3 separate regions of the Homo sapiens genome follow, and all the other regions are linked to region 3. A link is a contact called in ENCODE Hi-C or POLR2A ChIA-PET data. All regions are on one chromosome and are shown on one strand. The core of a region is the stretch at or near the end of the contact, and the rest is flanking DNA. Distances in the headings are between cores, read along the strand shown. Region 1 holds the start of SETD1A (SET domain containing 1A, histone lysine methyltransferase). Region 2 holds the start of MIR762HG (MIR762 host gene). Region 3 holds the start of ZNF689 (zinc finger protein 689).

Region 1 (2,700 bases), core at 74-2,573, 350 kb before region 3:
AGCAGCAGAAAGAGAGCTCAGGGTGAATCCAGGCTAGGGAGCTCCAAGCAGCCCATCTGGACACACACATGCAGAAGAGCTGGGTCCAACTGCCCACTTTCAAGAAGGCAGGCTACCGTTCTAGGTGCTGAACAGAATCACAGAGGACGGGCGCCTGGAGCTCCCCGGATGGCAACCAAAGACCCGGGCACTCACGTTGACACTGAAGTGGACTCCATCATAGCGGTACACCTTCTGAGAAGGCCTGCGCAGGGCAGGGTCCAAGGCAGGATCCACGATGAGCTTGTAGTTCCGCCACTGGAAGCTCGGGGCCTTCTGCCCATCTCCCCCACCTTCCTGATCCATCTTTGCTCATTTACACTGTTAGGGGAAGAGGGACACGCAAGAAGGATCAGGACTTGGGGCCTGACTCCCCTGCCTTTCCTCATTGGCTAGCCCCGATTCCAGGTTCTCCCATCACTCCAGTTTCCAACCCTCACCCTGACCCGGGGCTCCCCCGGATTCTCCCCCAAGTACCCTCTGTTTCGCCACAACAACCCAGCCTCTTTCCACCTCCCAACTCTACTGTCAGGCCCCCAGGCCCGTCTCGAGCCCCCTTACCTTCCCGCTCTCCCTAGCGCGCGCCCCACTTGGCCTCGGAGCAAGACCCCTCCCCCGCCCCCTGCAGGCCCCGCCCCCTCCCGCCTCCTCACCGGCCAGCGGCCCGGGCCGAGCCCGGCCACGGCTCCCACACACCCGCTCTCCTCCCCGCGCCCCGATCCTCCGGCCGAAAGGTGGCACCTCTTCGGGGCGTTGGAAACACCGCGAGACCGAGCCCGAGACCCGGCTTCGACCCCGAATCCGGGCGGGGGGGTGGGGGGAACGTGCACCGCTGCCCTCTCCTCCCGCCCCGGCGCGTTCTGCACCCCCCCCAGCAGGTCTCCGCGCACGCGCGCCGCGCGGCCCCACTCACCCGCTCCCGGCGAGCGGCTCCCCCTCCCCCCACCTCGCGCGGCACCTCAGCGGCGCGAGGCGGCGGCAGCGGCAGCGCGAGACCCGGCCCCGCAGCGGTGGCGGCGGCGGCGCCCCCCCACCACCACCTCCCCGGCGCGCGCACCAAACACCACTGCCACCTGCGCGAGGCCCAGCGGGCACAGGGTCTGCATTCGCACTTTCGCCACAGGCGCTGCCGGGGGACCCACGGGGCCGAGGGTAGCGGCTTCGCCTCGGCCGGCGCCCTGGGAGGCTCGGAAGTTGCGGCCCAGGGAGCTTGGAGATTGGCCGCATCCCCCGGAGAGTCGGCTTCGCCACGACGATCTAGATGCTGCGGCCCGGGACCTTGACGAATCGGCGGCGACGAAAGCTGCGACTAGTCCCTGAGGAAAAGGGGCGGGGCGGAGGGGAGGAGGCCAGCCAGCGCTGGGGAACCTTCAGTGGCGCGTTCTGCAGACGCAGATTCACCGGGCGGGCGGGGCGAATCGCTGGACAGGATGCGCGCCGCTTTGCTTCTCTTCCCCGTCCCTTCCTTGCACTGCCAAATTCTGAGAGGCTGCAGATTCGCCACTGTTCCCGGCCTCAGCCGTAGCCTCCCCTTCATCCGCCTTGGTGGAGTCAAGAAAATAACGGCCCGTTAGCCAATCCCTGCTGGCAGAGTCGACAACTTTTTTTGGATTTTTCTTACTGGCCCAAGTGAGAGAATAGCCCGCTTCTGTCCCTGGGGAAAATGCCTCCAGCCCAGCGCTCCTCTCAGAGTCCGATGAGAATTTTCAGCCGAGTATCGAGGGACCCGAGGAATTCTGAGGATCCGACCTGGCGAATCTGCGGATTCCGCTGTGGGCGGGGCCGAGTCAAGGGGCGGGGCCAGGGCGTGCAGAGCCTGGGACTAGGGGGCGCCTCCGGGAGGACCCACGAGGACTCACCCGGATGGGAGGGACGGCCGGGAGGTGGAAAAACACAACCGTGAGCGGTGACTCAGGCGGTTTGCCCCGCCTCGCACATAAATGCAGGGTACCTTTCCTTCCCGTTATTGCCCTTGGGTGTCTGGCTGCTTAGGATGCCCATTTGCCAGATGGGGAGAGTGAGGCCTGTAGAAGGTGCCCTACTTTGCCGTACTCAAACCCACCATTAGTGGTTAAATCCAGGGACCGCCTCAAGGTTTTCTGATGAGCCTAGTGGGGCCTAAGTGCCCTTAAATGGGCCTTGTAATAATAAACGAGGTCCTACAGGAACGGGACTGGACTGGTGTGTCCTCCTGGCGTCATGGTCCCACTGCCCGCTTCTTTGGCTATGGCGCCCTATGCTCACGGGATGCCTCCGCACAAGGGCAGCAGCGGCCCAGGCCTACCCCTGGAACTCGGGCTGAGGTTTCTGAAGGCTGGGCACCGTTTTGATCCCGTGTGGGCGCAGGCACTCCCAGGAGGTCCCTTTTCCTGAGCTGAGGATGCCCCAAGCTCCTGATATGTGTACATCAGGCCCTCGCTATATGGCCTTGGGCAAGTCATTGACCTAAGTTTCAGAGTCTTCCTTTAAACTTGGATGTCAATTTGTACACATCCGAACAGTGCAGAAAAGACCCTTAGAGCCTGGTTTATGCAAATTCACCATTTTAAGTAATAGGAAAAGGTGGAAGGGAGACTTATCCAAGGTCTCACACCACAAGATAGAAGAAGATTAGGACTCTACAATTTTGAGGGAAATAAGGCTGAAAAAAATAATTTACGT
Region 2 (2,700 bases), core at 30-2,529, 270 kb before region 3:
TCTGTGAAGCCCTTTCCTTCCCTCCACCCTCCCCTTCTCTCTCTTATCTCAGGCTTTGGGTTTGATTTCACCTCCTCCAAGGTTCCCTGACCTTCAAACTAGGTCAGGTCCCTGGTTAGTCACTATACTTCCTCTTTCTCACCTCCTTCATCTCACTTCCCCTGCTAGAATAAGGCCACATCTGTCTCATAATCTCTGTCTTCCTAGGGCCTAGTGTGGTGCCTGGCATACAGTAGGTGCTCATTAATGATAAATGAATGAAAGCAAGCACATCTCCCTTTCTCTACTGGCAAAATCCTAATCCTTTTCTGGTTACATTTCTCCTGTAGCATCCAATTCTGTTCTCGAGACCCAAAAGATCCCTGAGGTCCTGTGATCAATGGAGTTTTAGCTCAGGTCCATTTCACAGTGGGCCCAGGGGATCCCCAGATTCATCCGTGGTTATTTCCCCAGGCACAGAGTGAGTGCACTGGTGGCACAGGCATACCCAGCAAGTGGCATAATCCCCCCCATTAGTTAACTGGGTGTCGCTGTGCATGGCTGTGAAGGCAGGGATGCACCTGGCTGGTGACCCCAGAACCCCTCCGGGTACGGCACAAGGGCAGAGCCCAAGAACTTACTTTCTGTCCTCTTGCATTTGCCTGTGGATTTGCAGTTGGTAATGGCGTTCTTGCCCGGCCCTCCTTTGTTCCTCCAGGCAGCCAGGCAGCTGTGGCGTAGTGAAAGGGCAGGATGCGGGATAGGAATGGAGTTATTCCTGATTCAGACTGATTTGCTCTAACTGTGATTTGGGGCAAGTCCCTTCCCCTGTCTAGACCTTAGCTGGCTGCCGCATCTAAAAAATGGAGCCAATAATCTTTTCCTCGTCTTTGGGGTCATCCATCTTTCAACCACATCAGGAGCAGCGGGAACCAAGTGCAGAGGATGGCCTTAAAAGCAGTATGGGAACCAAATTTTTGTAAAGTAAATATTTTCAACCTTTATATTTTGGAATCACCAGCGGTATTTATTACGTGCACTCTAGGAAATGGAGGCAATGCAATGCCAAAAACAGAAAGTAAAACTGCTGTCCTGTGCCGCGGCCCGGTGGAGGTTTTAATGTCTGTATCTTAAGATCTGGTGAGGGCACGGGTAGGTGCGGCTGGACTGAGTGAAACCAGCCCCGCTGGGCGCCTGGGCCCTTGTCTCAGGGCTGTGCTCGCAGTGGAGGCATCTGCAGCTCGGCACCCAGAGGCCCCGCGACCCTTCCAACCTTTGTGACGCTCCGCGGAGACAAAGGCCGGCGGCGCAGCCTTGGGAAGGGTTAAGGCCACAGACGCAGCCCTGCGCGTGCTAGAGCGGCCGGTGGCGGACTTCCGGTTGGGGCGCGGGCGCGCGCCGCGTGTTCCCGACCCGCCGAGGCTGAGACCTCGGGCAACCTCAGCAGTGCGCAGGGCTGCACTGTCTCCGTCTGCGGCCTGCAGTAAGCGGGTAGGGGATATGTCGCGTGGCCTCGCCTGGTCTGCGGCGGGAAACTCGCATCTAGGCCAGACCCTCCCGCAGGGTCCGCACTCGCGATCTGGGCTGTGGGCAGCATCGTGGCCCCTCGGGGCGTTATAGGGGCGTGAGGATCCCGGGCGAGCTGGGGGCGGGCGGCTTCTTCAGCTCCCTTGCGCCATGGAACCCACTGTATGCCCGTTATGCAGTCAGGAAAGATGAGGCCGGGAAGGAGGGCGTTACGCTGCAACCCCGGAGACCAGCTGTCCCTCGCGTTGCCGCAGTCGGCAGAGGCGTGGCCGGAGCCATTCCCGGTCTCCAGTGCGGCTGCAAGAGCGGGCGCCCGAGGGCGTTCTGCTCCGGGCCTCCACCCGCGAGCTGACCGTGTCAGGCGCGCCACACACGGCGCTTCTCATTCTCTCTCCACCTCGCGAGGCAGAAGCTGCCGTTCCCGTGTCACAGACAGAAAAACAGTCTGGGGTGATTTATCCGGAGTCAAGACTCAGGTCTGTGGCTCAGTCGGGAAGGATAGAAACCCAAGCTTCCTCCGAATGGTTCAGAGACCCGACCAAGTTAAATAATAATGGCCCTGGCTCAGGGGTCTTTAAGTCTTCCCCCCGCCCTCCCCTTTTGTTTTTGTTTTGTTTTGAGACCGCCTCACTGTCCCCCAGGCTGGAGTGCAGCGGTGCGATCTCCGCTCACTGCAGCTTCGACCTCCCGAGGGCTCAGGTGATCCTCCCACCTCAACCTCAGGAGTGTCTGGGACTACAAACACGCGCCACCACGCCCGGCTAATTTTTCTGTTTTTTGTAGAGTCAGGATCTCGCTATGTTGTCCAGGCTGGTCTGGAACTCCTGGGCTCAAGCGATCCTCCTGCCTCGGCCTCTGAAAGTGCTGGGATTACAGGCATGAGCCACCGCACCTGGCTACCCTTTAATTAACTCAAGGAGTTTAATAATTGAATTTAGGCTGGGCTCAGTGGCTCACGCCTGTAATCCTAGCACTTTAAGAGGCCACGTCGGGCAGATCACTTGAGGTCAGGAGTTCAAGACCAGTCTGGCCAACATGGTGAAACCCTGTCTCTACTAAAAATACAAAAATTAGACGGATGTGGTGCCACACACCTGTAATCCCAGCTACTCGGGAGGCTGAGGCAGGAGAATCCCTTGAACCCGGGAGGCAGAGGTTGCAGTGAGCCAAGATCGCACCACTGCACTCTAGCCT
Region 3 (2,708 bases), core at 64-2,563:
GGGCTGGGTGTGGTGGCTCACTCCTGTAATCCCAGCACTTTGGGAGACCGAGGTGGGCGGATTGCTTGAGCTCAGGAGTTCGAGACCAGCCTGGGAAACATGGCGAAACACCGTCTCTACCAAAAATACAAAAAATTAGCAGAGCACTGTGGGTGCATGCCTTCACTCCAGCCTGGGCAACGGAATGAGACCCAGTCTCAAAAAAAAAAAGCGAATAACTAATGGCTCCGGTGCTGTGGCTTATGCCAGTAATCCCAGCCCTTTGGGAGGACGAGGCAGGAGGATCACTTAGCCTAAGGGTTCGAGACCAGCCTGGGCAACACAGGGAAACCCTGACTCAACAAATAACATAAAAAATTAGCCAGGCGTGGTAGTGCACACCAGTAGTCCCAGTTACTCTGAAGGCTGAGGCAGGACGATTGCTTGAGCCCAGGAGTTAGAGGCTGCAGTGAGCTGAGATTGCACTACTGCATTCCATCCCGCCCGGGTAACAGAGTGAGACCCTGTCTCAAAAAAATAAAAATAAGGCCGGGCATAGTGGCTCACGCCTGTAATCCTAGCACTTCGTGGGGCCGAGGTGGGTGAATCACTTGAGGTCAGAAGTTCGAGACCAGCCTGGCTAACATGGTGAAACCCCATCTCTGCTAATAAATATGAATATTAGTCAGGAGTGGTGGCACGCGCCTGTAATCTCACTTACTCGGGAGGCTGAGGCAGGAGAATCGCTTGAACGTGGGAGGTGGAAGCTGCAGTGAGCCGAGATTTCGCCACTGCACTCCAGCCTGGGCGACAGAGCACGACTCTGTCTCAAAAATAAATAAATAAAATAAAAATAAAAAATAATAAAGATGAAATATGTAATATGCTGGGCATGGCGCCTGCCCCCAGGAAATGCTAACCATAATTCCCTCCCCTAAAGGGCAAACAAAGAAGATAACCATTCTCCAAAGTCAAGGATGCTCTGAGAACACCAGTAAAAGGAACTCAGGATAATCTCAGCTCTAACTCGGCCAGAGTGGCTCCATCGCTCAAATCGTTCCCTCCTTCAGTGATTGGCTGAGCCTGCCAGAGTCGAACAGCGGAAAGCAGCCCCGGGGCCTCTTGCTGCCCCCAGGTCGGTGCAAGTCGCTTCACAACTCCTTGTAGTCGCCTGATCCTAGCAGTCCAGCTTCCTGCCCTTATGCAGCTCTTGGCTTCGTTCAAACGGACCGCCTTTGCTAGCACCCAATCAGAACGCTCGATCTTCGGCTCTCGTCCAATGAACGCGCGTATTGGGGAGGGGAAAAAAGACGGCGTGAAGCCCAATCGCAGCGCCATTACACTTGAGGGCAAAGAGGTTAGGAAGCCGGCATGGCGCTCCGGTCAATAAAATCGATAGCTGGAAGCTGCCTGTGTTCCAGGCAAAGGCGGTGCGGTAGCAGCGCCGCCATTTTCCCCGAAGGCATCTTCCGGTGCCTTTCACCCAAGTTCGGGCAGGAGTTTCCTGAATAACAGCAAAAGGTTTCCGTTAGCCCCGCGGGCGACCAATTCCGATTCCCTCCGGGCCTCCCCGGCCACGCTCAGCCCTGGTCCGGCAGGGGCTCCTCGATCCCAGGGGCCGCCAGCGCCCGAGGGCCGAGGCCTGGACACGGAAGGCCGTGGCGCCGGCTTCTCGGGTCCCATGGCGCCACCTTCGGCTCCGCTCCCTGCGCAGGGACCAGGAAAGGCCAGACCCAGTCGGAAAAGGGGCAGGAGGCCGAGGGCTCTGAAGTTCGTGGACGTGGCCGTGTACTTCTCCCCGGAGGAGTGGGGCTGCCTGCGGCCCGCGCAGAGGGCCCTGTACCGGGACGTGATGCGGGAGACCTACGGTCACCTGGGCGCGCTCGGTGAGGCCGGCCCCATCCGCTGCCGCGGGGCGCGAAGGGATGCAGGAGCCGGAGAGGGTGTAGGCAGGGAGGCCACGGTCCTGGCAGGCGACCAGGTTGTCAGGGGAGGTGGGCAGGGGCTTAGCAGGAGGTGCCGTCGGGGAGATACTACTCGGCGTGATCTAGGAGCTGGCCTTCTGATTTGTTCTCTTTCCCCAGGGTGCGCAGGTCCCAAACCAGCCCTCATCTCCTGGTTGGAACGAAACACCGATGACTGGGAACCGGCTGCTCTAGATCCGCAGGAGTACCCGAGAGGGCTAACAGTCCAGAGAAGTGAGTGCTAAATAACCACGCAGAGCCTGCAGCCCTCCTATAACGTTCTACCTCTAACGGCTCTGTCCAGAGTTTTGGTTGGGCTAGGGGTGGGTGCCGCGTATTTAGTATATTCATCTTCCCAGCCTCTTGTGTCTGGTGGTGTGGGGCCGGTCCACCACACAGAGATTCCTATGTCAGTCTGCAAGCTGCAGTTTTCCACTGTGTGAATGAATCAGTGGGCTTATTCTTCGTCTTTTTTTTTTTTTTTTTTTTTTGTAGAAACATTGTCTTGCTCAGTTCGGTCTTGAACTTCTGGCCTCAAGCGATCCTCCTGCCTTGGCCTCCCAAAATGCAGGGGTTACTGGCGTGAGCCATTGCAGCCAGCCAGAATCAGTGAGCTTTTAACAGGTGCTACCCTCTGCCTCCTTTCCAGGATCTCTGCCTCTAGCCACCTTTGAGTTGGACCAAAGAGATCCTAAACTTCTCAGAGTTTTCTGGGTTTTGGTTGAAGGGAGCTCATGGGGAACAGCTGCCTGGGATGCAGGGGCC

What was found. Hi-C counts contacts between places; a loop is a spot of excess contacts on that map. ChIA-PET counts read pairs that join two places held with the same protein, here RNA polymerase II (POLR2A). Pooled maps may share reads with other maps.
Region 1: a loop to region 3 is called in a pooled map, with 4 times the contacts of the local background. The contact joins the promoter of SETD1A here to the promoter of ZNF689 in region 3. A Hi-C loop is called at or near these places in 4 of 50 pooled maps. POLR2A ChIA-PET finds 5 or more read pairs at or near these places in 2 of 52 experiments (HEK293 and PC-9).
Region 2: a loop to region 3 is called in a pooled map, with 3 times the contacts of the local background. The contact joins the promoter of MIR762HG here to the promoter of ZNF689 in region 3. A Hi-C loop is called at or near these places in 1 of 50 pooled maps. POLR2A ChIA-PET finds 5 or more read pairs at or near these places in 4 of 52 experiments (GM12878, HEK293T, HepG2 and 1 more).

What each region holds. Positions count from the first base shown.
Region 1 is chr16:30,956,377-30,959,076 of GRCh38, reverse strand. It overlaps SETD1A (SET domain containing 1A, histone lysine methyltransferase), which reads right to left and starts at 1,323. Exons shown (of 19, transcript NM_014712.3): 1 at 1,113-1,323; 2 at 196-360. The coding sequence starts at 345. RefSeq lists silencers at 615-704, 845-1,064 and enhancers at 1,665-1,794, 1,252-2,015.
Region 2 is chr16:30,874,039-30,876,738 of GRCh38, reverse strand. It overlaps MIR762HG (MIR762 host gene), which reads right to left and starts at 1,279. Exons shown (of 3, transcript NR_110942.1): 1 at 1,253-1,279; 2 at 621-709. MIR4519 (microRNA 4519) reads left to right here and starts at 1,416; the gene lies at 1,416-1,473. It also overlaps a transcript of BCL7C not described here. RefSeq lists a silencer at 507-566 and enhancers at 887-936, 967-1,176, 486-1,240, 1,447-1,706, 1,241-1,995 and 1 more.
Region 3 is chr16:30,608,994-30,611,701 of GRCh38, reverse strand. ZNF689 (zinc finger protein 689) reads left to right here and starts at 1,313. Exons shown (of 3, transcript NM_138447.3): 1 at 1,313-1,865; 2 at 2,064-2,177. The coding sequence starts at 1,661. LOC124903678 (a long non-coding RNA gene) reads right to left here and starts at 1,228. Exons shown (of 2, transcript XR_007065051.1): 1 at 939-1,228. RefSeq lists an enhancer at 317-1,286 and a silencer at 1,574-1,623.